2 separate regions of the Mus musculus genome follow, and region 1 is linked to region 2. The links are chromatin loops, found by intact Hi-C in ENCODE. Cell type or tissue: heart. All regions are shown on one strand. Each heading gives the region's core, and the rest is flanking DNA. Links, peaks and the distances in the headings are about the cores only.

Region 1 (5,348 bases), core at 1-5,000, 240 kb before region 2:
AGTGGAGAGGTCATTTAGGCTATTAGCCACCTCTGGTCCTGGTTATGAAAGCTTGGGGGAGCCTTTGGCTATACAGATATTGTAACGGTCATTTAGACTACTAGGTATCTTTGGTCCTGGTTGGGGGAGCCTCTGACTGTACAAGTCATTGAGATTACCAGTCATTACTGGTCCCGGTTGTAAGAGTTTGATATGGGGGCTGGAGAGATGGCTCCTCGGGTAAGAGCACTGACTGCTCTTCCGAAGGTTCTGAGTTCAAATCCCAGCAACCACCTGTTGGCTCACAACCACCCGTAATGAGATCTGACGCCCTCTTCTGGTGCGTCTGAGGTCAGCTACAGTGTACTTAGATATAATAATAAATAAATCTTAAAAAATAAAAATAAAAAATAAGTTTGATCTGTCCTGGCCCGACAGATATTGCACATCATCAGGCTGTTAATCACCTCCGATTCCCAGATTTCTGAATGGAAAAACAAATTTTACGTATTTTCCATTGGAAAGACATCCTGGTTTCCTGGAGACCTGGGAGTGCAAGGACCTTTGAGCTCTGCTCCCAACACATGCAGGCCTCTAAGAGCTATCGGCCAATCACCTAGTGCGAATAACTCCCTAGGATACTCACAGGAACTCTCGCTCTTTCTCTCTCTCTCTCTCTTTTTTTTTTTTTTTTTTTTTTTTTTTTGGTTTTTCGAGACAGGGTTTCTCTGTGTATCCTTGGCTGTCCTGGAACTCCGTGTGTAGACCAGGCTGGCCTCGAACTCAGAAATCCGCCTGCCTCTGCCTCCCGAGTGCTGGGATTAAAGGCATGCGCCACCACTGCCCGGCTCACAGGAACTCTCTTAGCATTGGCTGTAGTCACCTGTCTTTCTCTTGTCATAACCTGTGGCACTGAGTAATAAATACGCAGGTCCTAAAAAGTCAGACAGTGCAGAACTGCTCAGAGGACCTCAGACCCCCCTCTCCACACCAGACCAGCATCCGTCTGGGGGTGCTCCGTGCACATGCAAACACACAATCCTGCTTTTCTAGAAACTCAAGGTTGGCCTATAATCTGCATTGTCTGCACCCAGCATTGACCTCTAGAGGGCATTGGCAATTGCGCTGTGTGTGGAAAGATGCCTCCAACTTCTAAGTGGCTACATGCTATTCCACAGTTGTCCAGAGAGGTCAGTCTATTCATTTCATCATTCCTACTGGGCCTTTAATAAGTGATGGGCTGACATTTAGAGGGACTGGGGCTGAGACCATAGCAAGGAAAGTGTCTGCACTAAGCCTAAGCCGGCATCAGCTCCATGAAGGACTAAGGGGCTCGTCCTTTCAGAAGGTGGGCAGCATGTGGCATCAGAGAGAGCCTGGTTGCAGAGCAGGTGACAGTGGTGTCTACCTGAAGAATGTGAATTGGTGTTCCCAAAGCTGTTGAGAGAATTCTAATTTAGGCTAGAAAGGGGTGAGAAAAGCGAGGTTCCCTTTCCCGACGGGACAGTGACTGGTAGCCCTTACCTCTAGCCTGGGGTCCTGAAGGCTCGCTCTAGCTCTCTGCCCCTTGGCTGAATACTGAAGCAGAAACATTTCAGGTGGGATTGTTGTGTGGATTTTTCTCTACTGTAGGTGGCTTCTAGATTAAAAAGCCTGGATTTCAGCTTTACATATGGTATAACAATGGTAAATTTTCCAAAAAAGAGTTGTACGATCCAAATGTTTTTTTTTTTTCTTTTTTTCTTTTTTCTTTTTTTGGTTTTTTCAAGACAGGGTTTCTCTGTGTAGCCCTGGCTGTCCTGGAAATCACTTTGTAGTTTGTTCCAGGCTGGCCTAGAACTCAGAAATCTGCCCACCTCTGCCTGCCAAGTGCGCCACCACCACCCAGCCCAAATGTCTTTTGACTCTGGAAATGTTCTCATGAGTAGAAAAATTAAGCACAAAACGTGCAAGTAAGCATCTCACCTAGATTCCCTGGAAGACCAGCTCTGGAACACAGCCACGCCCTGTGTATTCGCTGTGTCCTTTTTACATCTAATGGGTGCCATGTAACATGTACCGTGTAACATGTATTGTGTAACATGTACCGTTGTAACACACATGTAGAGTGCTTCTTCAACGACAGCATTTTGAAAGTAATGAGTATATTCAACCACTAGGGGTCACAATCTAACCTTTGTTAGCCTGGGACCTCAGGCCATGAGAGGATCACAAATGCTCCCTGTCCCACAACCAGTAAACAGAACTGATTCTCGTGGGTGCTGTGACTTGCTCAAGGGTACAAAGCTGCTTCTCTGAGAGCCTTCCCCACTCGAGCCCTTTGGTTACCATGGGAGCGTAGACCAGCTTCAGCTGGTGTGTGCCAGGGCTGGGGCTCTGAGGAGGGCCTGGCTTTTAGTGATGAGGTTCCTCTGTGACTTAGGATATTGTTTATGTCAGAAGATGTCCAGATGACGTAGAGGGACAGAACACAGCACAGTGCATTTGTTCTTCCGTTCTAGTCTGCTTTAGTCTGCTTGGTAAGGAGAAGAGGCTGCTAACACATGAGCGTAGAGGTAATGATCACTAACCCCACGAGGGGGTGGGGTGCCAGCCTTCAGCTTTCATCACTGAGTGCCCAGTGCTTAGTTTGGGGTCAAAAGGTGAAAGATTACTAAACTACAACTGCCATAGATATGACGCAGTGAAAGCCAGAAGAGGAAACATGGGACGGGCTCAAGGTAGGAATCCCTTAGCCAAGCCACCCCATTGAGTTAAGAAAGACCAGCTCTCGCTGGGCAGTGGTGGCACACGCCTTTAATCCCAGCACTCGGGAGGCAGGGGCAGGTGGATATCTGAGTAGAAGCCAGCCTGGTCTACAGAGTGAGTTACAGGGCTAAACAGAGAAACCATGTCTCAAAAAAAAAAAAAAAAAAAAAAAAAAAAAACAAGAAAAGAAAAGAAAAAAGCAAAGAAAAGGCCAGCTCTACTGTGAGTCTCCAGAGGCCTCCTGGAAAGCCAGGATTCAGTACTGTGTACCAGAGAAAAGGGTTTATCAGGGACCACACAGCCATTAGGATAGGCTATACAGATTGACTGGAAGTCTGAGAAGTGGGCTGTGTCACAGAGGCATGCGTGTGGAGCCTCGGGCTATGTCACATTGGAGAGGGACAGAGGAGGGCCCGGCTGTCACAGTCACACCTGGTGTCTGCCCTTGCCTGTAGATATGGAGAAGGGCTGCCACCTGCTACACATCCTGAACTGTGTGCACCTCAACCTCCGCTGGGACCTGAGCAAGGCTGTGCTGCAGCGGGTGCTGGAGCTCCTGGAGGACCAGAGTGACATCGTCAGCACCGCGGACCACTACTACGCGGCCTTCTGAGCAGAGCCGCGGAGCAAAGCGGGAGGCTCTACCCTAGGTTCTGCTCACAGGCCCAGTAAAGACTTACACATCCCATAGTAAGCTCTGATAAGTCACAGGAAAATAGGACTGAGACAGATGGCTCTGATGTCAGCCATGACACACACAAGCCCTCCTTGTCAGCTCCCTGGCTGGACTTCCCATCACTCAGAACAGAATGGGAGAAAACGGTGTTGCTGGTTTAATCACTGTGTCTGAATTCAGGGGCCCCGTCTCGATAGAGGGGCATCCCAGGGCGAAGGCTCCTCCACATCTGAACTGGAGCAGAAATAGCAGACTACACCGTCTGAAAACGTCACACTCCAAGCTACCACATACATCCCCACCAGGCTCCCCTGATGTGTCAAGAGCTCGTATAGGCGCATCGTCTCCTACAGTAATTGACGTTTGCCTCAGTTTCCTGGGACTTCAGCAGTAGCGGTGAGGGCTGCTGAGGCTTGCAGATCTGCATTGAAGAATAAAAACTCCAATGCATGGCTTGGCATTTCAATTCATTTCCTTATGACTTGAAAGTTGTCTCAGAACATTTCCCTGCACTCAGGAGAGGTGCCCAACTAAATGTGTGGTTCCTCGGTGCCCCTGAAGATGGCAGAGGCTATCGGCCAACTGTCTGGCTGATAGTGTTATTTTCAAGGTTGCCGCTGAGTGTGCAGGGTGTGCCGACACCATCCAGACGAAGCCCGGTATGTGCCCAGACAGGTGATGCTCAGAATGACAAGGTAAAGAAAACATCTGAGTTATGTAGCAGGCTTGTTCCAACAGCAAATGGCAGATCCAGCCGGCAGAAAGAAAGCATGGAGGAAGATTTAGAGTTAATTACAGTCATTTTGCAGAGGGCACATCTGCCTTAGTCTGCTGTGCTAGCCTTTGACGTAGCTTGAGTCTGGATGGCTCAGCTGGAAATCCCTTGGGCCCAGGAGCTATTCCAGGCCTCTGGCGACTCTGTATTAATAGGGACGACACAGCCACCTTCTCTTCCCTGTGCTTCCCAAAGGGTCTCAGCTCAACAAGATCTGCATGGAATTCTTCCAGCTCAGCAGCTGGTCCCTGTTGAATGACTATATCCTGAGTAGTGGAGCTTTCCCACTAATCAAGGAGGGAGCCTGGAATCAGAGCATAAACTGCTCGTGTGCTAGATAGAGCAGTTTCATGAGGATTCCTTGGGGGGGAGGGGGGAAGCACACAGGTGTGAGAATCATGAACGTGCAAGATGTCCATCACTGTCTAATCTACAATAATTTATATTTGGAGAAGTTAAATATATACCACACAATGAAATACTACACAGCCACTAAAATGATGGTGCAGATGGCTAGCCACTGTAGCCATGGCCAGTACCCCAGATTTGTGAGGAGAATGGAGTTACAGACTAGTTTGTGTGAAATTAATGCCATTGGTATGAAACTCCCTGTGTGTCTTTACATAGTCAGTAAATGTGGATAGCGTGGGTTGGCACAGGCAGCTCCTCGTTTCTTCCCTTCTAGAAGCACTTGCTACGTTTCCCTTTCAGGGCACCAAATTCCCTGGCTGCAACTTTACTCAGGCTTCCATCTGCCCACGTGCTCAAGAGTCAGTCTCAGCCCCAGACCTCATTTCTAGCTATCTTGTTCTCCAGAGATCTTAACCTCATGTCATTTGCCTGTTGCCGCTCTTTCCAGGTGGCATGAGATTGTGGGCCTGTCTGCCGTCTTCACACCCATATATCCTCATACTGGCAACTGCTTAGGTGTCTTAGAGACGTCACCAACTAAATCTGTCCAGAGCCAGTCTCTGGGTCACCCCAGGCACTGCCTTGCTTCTTTCTAAGCCCCACCCCCGATGCAGGAGATGCCATGCCGGCTCCATTCCCCAGACGCTCAGGTCAAGCCCACCGACAGCTTTCTCACAGTCTACACCTAAGCCATACGCTGTAGCTTACTAAGTTGTCTTGATTCCTAGTGTTTCTAGAATATACTTCTTACTCCCCTGC
Region 2 (5,371 bases), core at 266-5,265:
AAAGGCATCCCTGTCTCCCCCGTGCGTCCCAAGCCCATAGAGAAGTCCCAGTTTATCCACAACAACCTCAAGGATGTGTACATCTCGATTGCAGACTATGAGGGGGACGAAGAGACGGCTGGCTTCCAGGAGGGGGTGTCCATGGAGGTGCTGGAGAAGAACCCCAATGGCTGGTGGTACTGCCAGATCCTGGATGAGGTGAAGCCCTTCAAGGGCTGGGTACCCTCCAACTACCTTGAGAAGAAGAACTAATAGCACAGGGTCCTTCCAGACTCAACGTGCTGCCTTGGCTGCCACTGGATGAGCTGCGGCACGCCAGACACGGGGATGGACAAGATGGGAGGGGGGGAGGGGGATGACAACATTGAACCCTGCAGAACATGTGACCCCCCAATACACCCTCCAGCTGGAAGGGAGGGTGTGATGGGCATGCACACTTAGGAGAAAGGGAAGAGCAGGAATGCCCTGGGCCCGGGATCCCCGCATTGCACGTTGCATGCGGATGGACCATATGTCATTTAGCACAGGCCATGTGGGAAAAGCCTAATCGTGCCTTGCTGCAGATCTGGAAAAGATGTCATGAGGTGTCCTGGGTCCTGCCCTGCTCAGCCACTTCAGTGGCTGGCTTCTTGCCTCTGGAAGTCATTCTTGCATTGCCCTTGTGATGTGTTGGAGATTGTATTGGTCTCTAGTCCACCACCGACCACTGATGGGTTTCTGGAGAACTACCAGCTCTGGGCTTTGGCAGCGTCTCCAAAGAGCTCAGCCCTTTCTGGGGCCAGGCCACAGCCTATGTTTGGTAGTTAAAAGAGTTCCCAGGTGCCAACAAGGACTGTCTCCTCTTGCTGTGCTGGCTTGGCCTGGCAAGGAGAGTTGCCCTCCTCGGGGCACGTGGAGGACAGTGTGGGAGTTGGCCGAGAGGATGCGAGTCTCCTCCTAATCTAGAGATTGCTCGAGGATTTCCGGGTAGGCAATTCCTTCTGCATGTTTGGGAAATGGTTATCGGTTGGAGGTTTATATATCAAGCGTTTGGTTTGGGGTTTATTTTAGAAGTTGTTTGGGGGCCCGAGGGGCTCAGCCTCACATAGGAGACGGGTAGTGGTGGGTGGGGTTTCCGTTGAATTCATGGAGGGATGTTTTATTTGGGTTTTGGTTTAATGTCTTTTGCCTTTCCATAAACCAGATTGTTTGTTTAGGTTTCCACTGTGTACACAGTGCCCAAGCATGGCACCTTAGCAGGGAGTTTGGAACTGGGTAAAGCCAAGTCCCCGGCTCGGTGAAACAAAGTGTTCAGGTTCCTGCCCAAGAGGGAAAGAGGGCAGCCTGCTGGGTGGCTAATCTGCCTACTTCTGCCCACTTTCTCCAACCTGGGCAGAAGGGACCCTGGCTGGGTCAGCCCAGAGCAGACACTGTGCCCTTAGCCTGCTGGCAAGGTACCCAAGAAGATGGAGGACTTTGAAGCCAGGAGCCAACCCTATCTTCCTGAGGGGCAGCACCCCCCGGGGAACAGAGAAGCAAAAGAGAGTGGAGTGGAAACAGTCCTCTGTCTGCTTTGGGTCGTGAGTCAGTGGTTGACATTTCAGAGGGGACCCTCCGGAAAGAAGCCCGCAGTGTCCTTCCAGGACTCCCCTCATGCCAGGAGTGGATGCCATACGTGCCTTTGACTTGGGACAGATCCTGTCTCACAGCCTGTGGCTGAGCTGCCAGCATCTCCTCTGACCAAGGGCTGCTGGTTCCAACAGACATGGGAGGAAGAGCGCCCCTCACCCCACCTCCCAGGCAGGTCTGCCTTCAGCTCCCAACCCTAACCTCCTGGATCCCCAAGCCATGTTTCTCCCACAGGTGGATGCAACCCACTAGCCTCCTCTGTCAAAAGCCCGTGGTGGTGACATTGTTCTATTTTCCTTTTCTGTGTTCATGAGTTTGTTTAAAATTGAAATTAGTTAATTTTCTTCTGCTGGACAGTATTAAATAGAGTGGGGTTGTTGAGTTAATCTGCTAGATTGCAGTACTAATGATAGTGGTATAGTGTCTTCATGATATTATTTGTACTTATTTGAACAATAATGATAAAGAAGTGGTTCATTATTTCTTCATTAATGCACTTTAAGGTGGAATGGAAAGCAACCTGGAGAGCGAAGTGCATTACTTAAAGATGCAGCATATACACTTCTCATTTTAAAACAGCACGTATTTATTAAAAGAGGAAAAAAGTAATTTATGACTATTTAAAATAAAATTTAAAGTAGAGTGGCTGTCAGGTGAGAGGACCTTCGACGTAGCCGTCTGCCAGGGGGAGGGGCCACAGCCTCACTCCTCAGATGTCTGCATTGAGCCAGCTCCATTAGTGCGCCCGCCTGGCTGCCAGGCACAGAGCATCTCAGTTGGACTGGACCACCAGGATCCCCAGAGCCAGCCTTCCCCACCTCCCCTGTCCTTGCCACATCCCAAAGATTCTCTCACAATCCCCCGTGTCCTGAAATCATAGATCCTTAAAAGTGGGACAGGGAGGGTGGGGGACCTTAGAGGTCACTCCATACTATCCATTCCTGTTACTTTAGCCCAAGGACAGGAAATGACTTTCCCCAAATTGTCAAACTAATGGCAGGTTCCTGCACTGCATTAGTACTGTGTTCCTCCCCTGCCCCTCTAGTTTATTGTGTGGTCATTGTGTTTACATTGTAACATCCAGCCCCAGGGATGGCTGGGAGTTGCTCAGGCATCTGGGAAAAGTGGGGAACGTCGCCACCTAGTGTCAGGATGTAGACTTGGGCAAGGAGTCATAGCCAAGGTCCCTCACCACCAAACCCATCAGGGCACAGCACAAACCCTGCCAGCACAAAGAATACTTGAAACAAGAAGGGTGCATACCAGGCCTTCCCAGACATGGTCGAGAGATGCCAGGCGATGTGTCCCTGAATCCTAGCCCTCCCCAGGCGAGAGGGCTTTTCCTTAGAGCTAATGAGCTGCTTTGTGATATTGGACAGACCACAGCAGCTGAGGGAAGGGCCTGGGGCTCTGACCCACCTAGAGGAAAACCAGATCGAACTAAAAGGAAAAAAAGTGGAATCTCAGAAACGTCCAAACCTAGTTTTCCATTTGTTATGATTGAAAATGTGAAATGACATTGTATTGCTGTATACTGCAACTTTAATCAGAATGAGCCCTTCTGAGGTCATTATTGAGGTTTATATAATGCCCGAAGACGCATCATCTGGTGCTCTGTTTTCTTTCAGTTTAAAGACCCTTTTCTTGTATCACAGGGGTGGAGGGAAAAGTCTTCAAACCGTATCCTTTGCCAGTAGCTGGCCTGGCTACACTGCCTGGCTCCTCTGTGCTCTCACAGTCGGGGAGCAGGAGGAAGCTGGTAGTGGGGTGTCCATCAGCAGCAGGTTCCTGTTTGCTCCCCCCAGGCTCCCTTCACAACTAGGGTTCTGTCTGCAAAGGCCTCACTCTCTACCCCAAGCCTGGCCCCAAGGGTTCCTCTTTCTCACTCCTAATGGACGAAGGCATTATATAGCGCCCTCGTAGGCACTTTGAGATGTTAGAGAGTATTTTACTGGCATTTATACCCTTCGCTTCCCCTGCAAGGCATGTTACGGCGTCTATCATCTAAGGAAAAAAGACAAGGGAATTTCAGTCAAATGTTATTTTCATATGACTAGTACTTGCAGAATAGATGTAGAGTTATTTAAGTTGTAGTGTTCTGTTTTTTAGGAAGGGGTGGGGACCAGGTGAAATCACCCCGACTTTTCCTGGGTTTGACTAATATATAATTTTTTTTCAGGCTACTCGAGCCCCCTGTTCCCTCTAAAGACTTTGCATTCTCAATGGAAAACGAAAACAATCTGAGACAGGAAAAGTGCAATATTACCAAGAGGGATTTGGGACAGTGGAGACCCTGTTGAGTCTGTCTGCAGAAAATGGGAGGAGTTGTGGGAGGTAGCCACCCGAGGACAGCCCATCAGTGTTGTCCACCTAGAAGGATGTGGCATGGTGCTCTTGACCTCCTGGGCCGGTCCCCAGAGCAGAATGAGAACATCCACTCCCGTTCTCCTGTTTTGCAGTCAGCTGCTCATAGAGACCGGCAGCCCCCTCGCCCCAGCCTCCTGATGTGTGTGGGCTATGAAGCTTTGGATGTGTGCTTGAGTCTTTCTAAAACTGTAAAACCTCAGTTCAGCTTGTGGGCAGGAATCCTGGCCATAAGCAAACTCATCTGGAGGGTGCGTGCTGTAAGCCCCACTTACCCAGTGAGAGCCAGTTCCTACAGGCCTGCAGTAGGCCTGGAGCTGAGTCCTGGCCACCCATTCATCTCAGTGACTTGGGCAAAAGGCATGAGCCTGTCTCTAATAACAGGAACTCCTGAGGCAGGTGCACACGAGCATCCTTTCTCATGCAGCAAGGAAAAGAGGCAGGAAAAGATGGCTTCTTGGGGGCGAGGAGCAAGTTCCAGAACTCGGCTCCCCAAGGATAGCAAGCACGGCCTTGCTGGTATGTCCCGTTTATATAGTACTGTAGGCCTGCTGCTCTGACCCATCTTGTGTGAATTTCTATACAGATAGGAAGAGGGACCGGGCCCCTTTTTGGGTCTCTCCCTTGGAATAGATATGGCTGCATAGCCGTAATTGGAATACCCATGCAGCTCTCTGGAAAGACAACAGTCCACATCACTAACCAATTAAGATTCCCTCGCTTTTTTGAGGGCTGAGAATGTGTGTGTGTGTGTGTGTGTGTGTGTGTGTGTGTGTGTGTGGTCATTTCCACGAGCATGGGAAGTTCATGAGTGCATATGTGTGTGTAAGAAGAAAGAGACTGGTGGTAATTCTCCACTTGAATAGCATGGGGTTAGAGAGAATGAGTACCGGGCAGGCAGTCTCCATTGAACTAGTCCTTGGCATTGGGCAGGTCCCAAGGGACGCGCAGCTTCTGACAACATGTGTGTCATTCACACGATTCTGGCTGGAGAGTGCAATGTGTCTTTAAAAATTTTTTTGTAATTATTTTATTATTTAGTTGGAAACTTCACACTGGTATTAACAGAGCGAACAGAAGCAGCCCAGGCAGGCCATTGTCCCGGGCACCAAGATGAAGACATGGAAAAGATACTGTTGAGTATGGAAGTGCTGAAGTGATTAAATTAGGGCACCCACCTCCATCCTCTCCTTGGCATGAGACCCCCGGGGATTCATGAGCTACTGGGTTACGGTTTGTTTCTGAAGGACAGGCAGGCTGGCAGATGAGGAGTGAGACAGTAGGGCCTGCAGCTGTCCACACAGCAGTGCCTCCCGTCTCCACAGCGAGCCTTCCGTCTCCACAGCGAACCTTAGATCGCTTCCTGTGAGTGTGGAAGGCTCCTCATGACCGGCTGGGA

What was found. Peaks named below come from ENCODE experiments on the same cell type or tissue, not always from the same donor. Only the 100,000 strongest peaks of a DNase experiment are listed, where the experiment ranks them.
Region 1: it touches region 2 in a loop (2.1-fold over the local background); 7 of 42 quality-filtered maps call a loop at or near these places.

The regions. Positions count from the first base shown.
Region 1 is chr19:47,499,552-47,504,899 of GRCm38, reverse strand. It overlaps Stn1 (STN1, CST complex subunit), which reads left to right. Exons shown (of 10, transcript NM_175360.3): 10 at 3,183-3,867. The coding sequence ends at 3,340. Among named protein-coding and RNA genes, the nearest start is that of Gm19557, 11 kb to the left of the region's middle. In heart, for the core only: CTCF peaks have their summits at 1,121 (motif pointing right) and 2,130 (motif pointing right); a DNase peak (open chromatin) is centred at 4,259.
Region 2 is chr19:47,261,868-47,267,238 of GRCm38, reverse strand. Sh3pxd2a (SH3 and PX domains 2A) reads left to right here. Exons shown (of 15, transcript NM_008018.4): 15 at 1-5,371. The coding sequence ends at 252. Among named protein-coding and RNA genes, the nearest start is that of Mir6995, 9.0 kb to the left of the region's middle. In heart, for the core only: a CTCF peak has its summit at 2,763 (motif pointing left); DNase peaks (open chromatin) are centred at 2,758 and 3,395.